Linked DNA regions of Homo sapiens: region 1 is linked to region 2. A link is a loop called in an ENCODE intact Hi-C map of the cell type or tissue named here. Cell type or tissue: B cell. All regions are shown on one strand. Each heading gives the region's core, and the rest is flanking DNA. Links, peaks and the distances in the headings are about the cores only.

What was found. A loop is a pair of places that touch in the nucleus more often than their neighbours do. Peaks named below come from ENCODE experiments on the same cell type or tissue, not always from the same donor. Only the 100,000 strongest peaks of a DNase experiment are listed, where the experiment ranks them.
Region 1: it touches region 2 in a loop (1.9-fold over the local background); 8 of 110 quality-filtered maps call a loop at or near these places.

What each region holds. Positions count from the first base shown.
Region 1 is chr5:146,163,874-146,166,799 of GRCh38, reverse strand. It overlaps LARS1 (leucyl-tRNA synthetase 1), which reads left to right. Exons shown (of 32, transcript NM_020117.11): 6 at 2,329-2,490. Among named protein-coding and RNA genes, the nearest start is that of LARS1, 17 kb to the left of the region's middle. In B cell, for the core only: no CTCF peak of the experiment used is centred there; no DNase peak of the experiment used is centred there.
Region 2 is chr5:146,207,519-146,210,444 of GRCh38, reverse strand. The region is part of intron 1 of RBM27-POU4F3 (RBM27-POU4F3 readthrough); the gene reads right to left. The region is part of intron 1 of RBM27 (RNA binding motif protein 27); the gene reads right to left. Among named protein-coding and RNA genes, the nearest start is that of RBM27-POU4F3, 5.4 kb to the right of the region's middle. In B cell, for the core only: a CTCF peak has its summit at 1,172; no DNase peak of the experiment used is centred there; H3K27ac peaks cover 672 bases.

The sequences.
Region 1 (2,926 bases), core at 248-2,747, 44 kb after region 2:
TGTTTCTTTTTAAATATTTGCTCATTAATTTTAGCATTCATCAGTGGATCTTGCCTACAACAATTATTACTCTAGTCTTCTAATCATGATTTTCCATTTTCCTCTTTCTTTTTACATTTATTATCTATAATTCCTCTGAAAAGAAGAGCTGTCCTTTCTCCCCCACTTACTTAATCTGTCCTTTCTATGTCATATGGATTCATGGATATTCACTTTATTCTTCAGGTTATAAGCCAATACCATTGAGCTTTTTGTTTTTTAAGAGATGGAGTCTCACTATGTTGCTGGTCTTCAGCTCTGGGGCTCAAGCTGTCTTCTCACCTCAGTCTCCTGAGTAGCTGGAACTATAGGCTTATACCTCTGTGCCTGGCTATTGGGTTGTTTTTGAGTGTGTGTGTGTGGTTGTTAACAACACCGTAATTTGTTGTCAAATTGTTCTTTTTTATTAGAATAAAGCTAGAATAAATAAATTGTTCTAGCTGTGGCCATTGGGAGTTTTTTTAGCTTGGCTCCTGTGTCCATTAGACATTCCCTCATCTTCCTTTGTTCAAAGCAATTGCTTTCTTTATGGTGTCACAAGCTGTTCCAGGCTTGTATTTTCCGTGATTCAACCAAGGAATCAACCACTTCTCCAAGGTTTCTTTTATTGAAGAATGGTGTTCAGAAACTATGGCCTGAATGCTGGGTGTGCTCATTGCCTGGGGGTATCACTGCTTCTAGGCACTCTCAGTGGACAGAGCAAGGAAATATATTTATGTCTGCTAAGCCATGCATACACATCTGTTTTTATTTCTTTATGTATTTGAATGTTTATTAAAAAACAAGTAAGTTCATATTGATACCCCTGGCTCCATTTTAGCACCATGGGTCTCATTCTAGCATTTTCCCTTGGCTTATTTGTGACTTCTTACTACAACAGTGAGAAACTTGGCTCTCATTACCTATAGTATATTTCTTTATTTGTTCCATCCTAGACTACTAGTAGTTTCAGAATTGCCAACCTATACCCCTGGGAGAAACAATTTTACTGACAAAAGTACAGTGTTTGTGTGTAATTCTTTTTGTCTTTAGAATCTAATCACACTGTTTTCCAAAACTGCCTAGATCAGCTCCTTTCTTCCCTCCCCCTTGAGTGTGGTTATATCATATATTTGTAATGCAGTTAGATAGATTTGTCACAGTCTGCATTCCTCAGGTTCCTTCAGCATCGTGGTTGAATTTTTTAAAAATTTACATACCATAAAATTTACTTTTTTTTTTGTTTTTTTCAAGACATAGTCTTGCTCTGTCACCCAGGCTGGAGTACAGTGGTGGAGTCTTGGCTCACTGCAACCTCTGCCTCCTGGGTTCAAGCAATTCTCATGTTTTAGTCTCCCAAATAGCTGGGATTACAGGTGTGTGCCACCACGCCCAGCTAATTTTTGTATTATTGTTATTATTTTTATTATTGTTGTTGTTGTTGTTTGAGATGGAGTCTCTCTCTGTCACCTGGGCTTTGAAGTACAGTGGCACAGTCTCGGCTCACTGCAACCTCCGCCTCCCGGTTCAAGTGATTCTCCTGCCTCAGCCTCCAGGGTAGCTGGGATTACGGGCGCTTGCCACCATGCCCGGCTAATTTTCGTATTTTTAGTAGAGATGGGGTTTCACCACATTGGCCAGGCTGGTCTCGAAGTCCTGACCTCGTGATCTGCCTGCCTCGGCCTCCCAAAGTGCTGATATTACAGGTGTGAGCTACTGTGCCAGGCCCAAAATTTCCTCTTTGTGGTGTATAATTCTGTGAGTTTGAAAATGCCTGGAGTCATGTTTCTACCAGCACAGTATCATATAGAGCAATTCTGTCATCCTCAAAATTTTCTTATGCTGCCTCATTATAGTGTTACAGTTTAACCAAATTTCCTACCTTCAACTTCTGGCATTTGGTTGTCTCTTGGATATTCATAATTTTTGGAAAAGGAGGAAAGTCTTATGAGTAGCCTCTTTATAGGTAAATAAGGTAAATGTGGTATTAGGATAAAAGAAACAGAAGGTTTGGTATTGAGATCTTATCTTCATAATGGGTAGTTCTTTATGTTGCCATCCATTTAGTTATTATTGGTGCCAGTGTCTTGGCGGATATCTTGGCTATACAGTTTGACAGACTAAATTAGTACTATTTAGTACAGACTAGTACTTTTAGTACAGACTAATAGTACAACTAATTCCTGCAGTGTTCTGATGTATCAGCATTATTTTAGAATGTAAAAAAATTACATTCATTAATATCTTGGGTCATTTTCCTGGAGTGTTGGTTATTCTTTGATCGAGTTTATTTTTCTCCATTATTTTCAGAGTAAAGCTGCTGCTAAAGCTGGATCTTCTAAATACCAGTGGGGCATTATGAAATCCCTTGGCCTGTCTGATGAAGAGATAGTAAAATTTTCTGAAGCAGAACATTGGCTTGATTATTTCCCGCCACTGGCTATTCAGGATTTAAAAAGAATGGGTTTGAAGGTATGTCTATAAAGGAAATATGAGGAAAGCATTTACAAGTATGTGCTTTTTTATTGTGCTTTGCTTTATTGTGCTTTCCAGACATGGATTTTTTTTACAATTGAAGATTTGTGGCAACCCTGCGTTGAGCAAGTCTAGTGGCACCATTTTTCCAACAGCATTTGCTTACTTCATGTCACATTTTGGCAATTATTTTAATATTTCAAACTTTATTATTATCTGTTATGGTGATCTATATTCAGTGATCTTTGATGTTATTATTCTAATTGTTTTGGGTTGCCACACACTGTACCCATATAAGGTGGCAAACTTAATTGGTAAATGTTTGTGTTCTGACTGCTCCACTGACTGGCTTGTTTCCCTCTTTCTCTCCTTGGTTTTCCCTGTTTTCTAATAAACAACAATCTTGAAGCCAGTTATTAACCTTATAATGGCC
Region 2 (2,926 bases), core at 200-2,699:
CTTAAGTAATTAGGGGCTTTCATGAATGAGTATCATGTGGAAGAAATAACCCTAGATTTATTTGGGAGGAAAATATATACATACATTCATCAGTTGCAAATACCATTTGGATATTTGGACCATAGCTCCTAGTATAGTAGCCACTAGCTAAATACATGCACAAAATTAGACTACTAAAAAATTCTTACTTTTCTAATTGTCAATTACCTGTATATACATATGAGAATGTTCATTCATTTAAACATATACTGAGTGTTTACTAAGTGCCAAGCATATTGCTTGGTAATGGAATTACTTTAAACAAAACAGACCTTGCCCTGCACGCCCATGGCCAAGAGGTGGATACGAAAACAAATAATTACAGTACAAAATAATACATTGTATAAAAAGAGATTAATAAGGAAGTAAGTAGCAACACTGTAAGAGGATAAGAGAAGACAGTGGCAAGAAACACAGGGCTAAAAAGGCAACTTCTGGCTTTAGCCTATAGTTATTGGGCCAGGAAGGATGAAGTCAGACATCTTTAAAAGGCAGACCAAAGGACATAAGAACAAATATGTTCTTAAGTTAGTAGACTAAAACTTGCCAAGAAGTCTTCTGGCCAAAGTTCTTTTCTATGAAATAGTGAATGGTATCCTTAAGTCCCACAGCACTTTAGAGACACACTAATTCTCTGAAGCAACTAAGTACACTTCGAAAATTACCAGTACTTCCCAAACTTAAGAATATACCTCCAAAATACTTATTTAACGCTGGTAGTTTATTTACCAGGTGGTCAGCTCCAAAAATTGCTAGATAATTATTTTTCCTCCCATTTGGGCAACTGCAGAGATTACTATCCAGAGTTCAATTTGATAAGGACTGCCAACATACAGCAACATGTAAACTCTAGAGTTCAACCAAAGTATATGCATCATGATCACTGAACCCATAAATATGAACCAATAAAATAAACTTAGTCTATTAACCTTATTGCTGCCTTTTCTATCACTCTCCAAGCTGACAACATATTCAATCTCCTAGGGCACTTTAAAAGACACTGATATGGCCAGAAATCACAAAAACTGCACATCAAGTCTATGACTTTGACTAGCAATTCCTGTTCCTACCTATAGGACCTGCAATGAGACTCTAGTCTGTCTTGTAATAGACTGATTATTATTTTTTAAGTGGCAGTGGTGTTTAACATTAATAAGCAAAATACTTTTGCAGAAAGTTTCATGTATTTTCATATTCCAAAAACCATAAAATGTTGTTTACATTTATAGAATGATTCAGAGGTACACAAACCACTTAAAGTCTACATCATTAATACTCATAACAGACTTGGTGACGTAGGTAAAAGGCAAATAAAATTTAGTTCTGTTTAATAGAAAAAGGTTAGACAACTTATCCTAAGTCACAGAGTGAATTAGAGATAGATACGGAACTAGAAATTAAATGCCGATTCACACAACAATGTCTATTAAAGTAAGACAGACAAATTGTCCAGAGTTTACAAATCCCACCATGCTTTTTAAAACACACACCAAGAGAAAGTTTTACACTAAGCCAAACAAGCAGCAGTGAATAATACATATTTATACATTTTATATAATATAAATAAAACATTCCCCATTAAATACAACATGTTTTGATAGAAATGCAGGTTACTGAAAAATGCTTGCCTGATCTTTTTTTAAACTTGCAGAAATTTCTTTAGTGATGCACTTATTTCCTGAATTTAGCAGAACCTTACTTTAAAGGGGTTCACATTCTTACAATGAGCAGTTATTTCTGACAGAAAGAAACCATGACATCTCTAAATTGTGCATAATCCCTACAGTCTCTATGACTAGGATATCCAGGATATTTTGAAACTGAGGAAAGATGAAGTCCCCAAACAAGAACTGAGTCTAGTCTATTCATGCAGCTGTAGGGAAAGAGACAAACTTCTCGACTGAGATATTGGTTTCCCTCCCTTTTACTGCATTGCCAACAAAAATGGTGGTACTAGTCTATTCCAGCCAGTTAAGGAGTCATTTCTTCCTGTCTCCCTCCTGTCCTTCCTCTAATAAAAGTAATAGACATGTTCGCCACCTACAAAGGGAATGGAAGGTAACAGATAAGCTCTAATAGCCCATGACATTCCTAACTTGTCCATAGGGAATAATCAACTGTAAACTAGATTGGTTTAGAAATACCTCCTGTTGGCCGGGCGCAGTGGCTCACGCCTGTAATCCCAGCACTTTGGAGGCCGAGGCAGGTGGATCACGAGGTCAGGGGTTTGAGACCAGCCTGACCAACGTGGTGAAACTCCATCTCTACTAAAAATACAAAAATTAGCTGGGCGTAGTGGCGGGCACCTGTAATCCCAGCTACTCAGGAGGCTGAGGCAGGAGAATTGCTTGAACCCGGGAGGCAGAAGTTGCAGTGAGCCAAGATCACGCCACTGCACTCCAGCCTGGGCAACAGAGCAAGACTCCGTCTTAAAAAAAAAAAAAAAAAAAAAAACCTGTTAGGCCAGGTGTGGTGGCTCATGCCTGTAATCCCAGCACTTTGGGAGGCGGATCACCTGAGGTCAGGAGTTCAAGACCAGCCTGACCAACACGGTGAAACCCCATCTCTACCAAAAATACAAAAATTAGCCAGGCATGGTGGCACACGCCTGTAATCCCAGCTACTTGGGAGGCTGAGGCAGGAGAATCGCTTGAACCCCGAAGACGGAGGTTGCAGTGAGCCAAGATCGTGCCACTGCACTCCAGCCTGGGCGACAGAGACCCTGTCTCAAAAAAAAAAAAAAAAAAGAAATATCTCCCGTTACATGCATATGTTTCACTAGGGACAAGATGTAACATTTTAAAAATCCCCCGGGAATTGGAAGCTTTCATAAATTTAATTTACTGTAAACTAAGCTAAATAAGAAAATGTAATAGAAAATCATGTG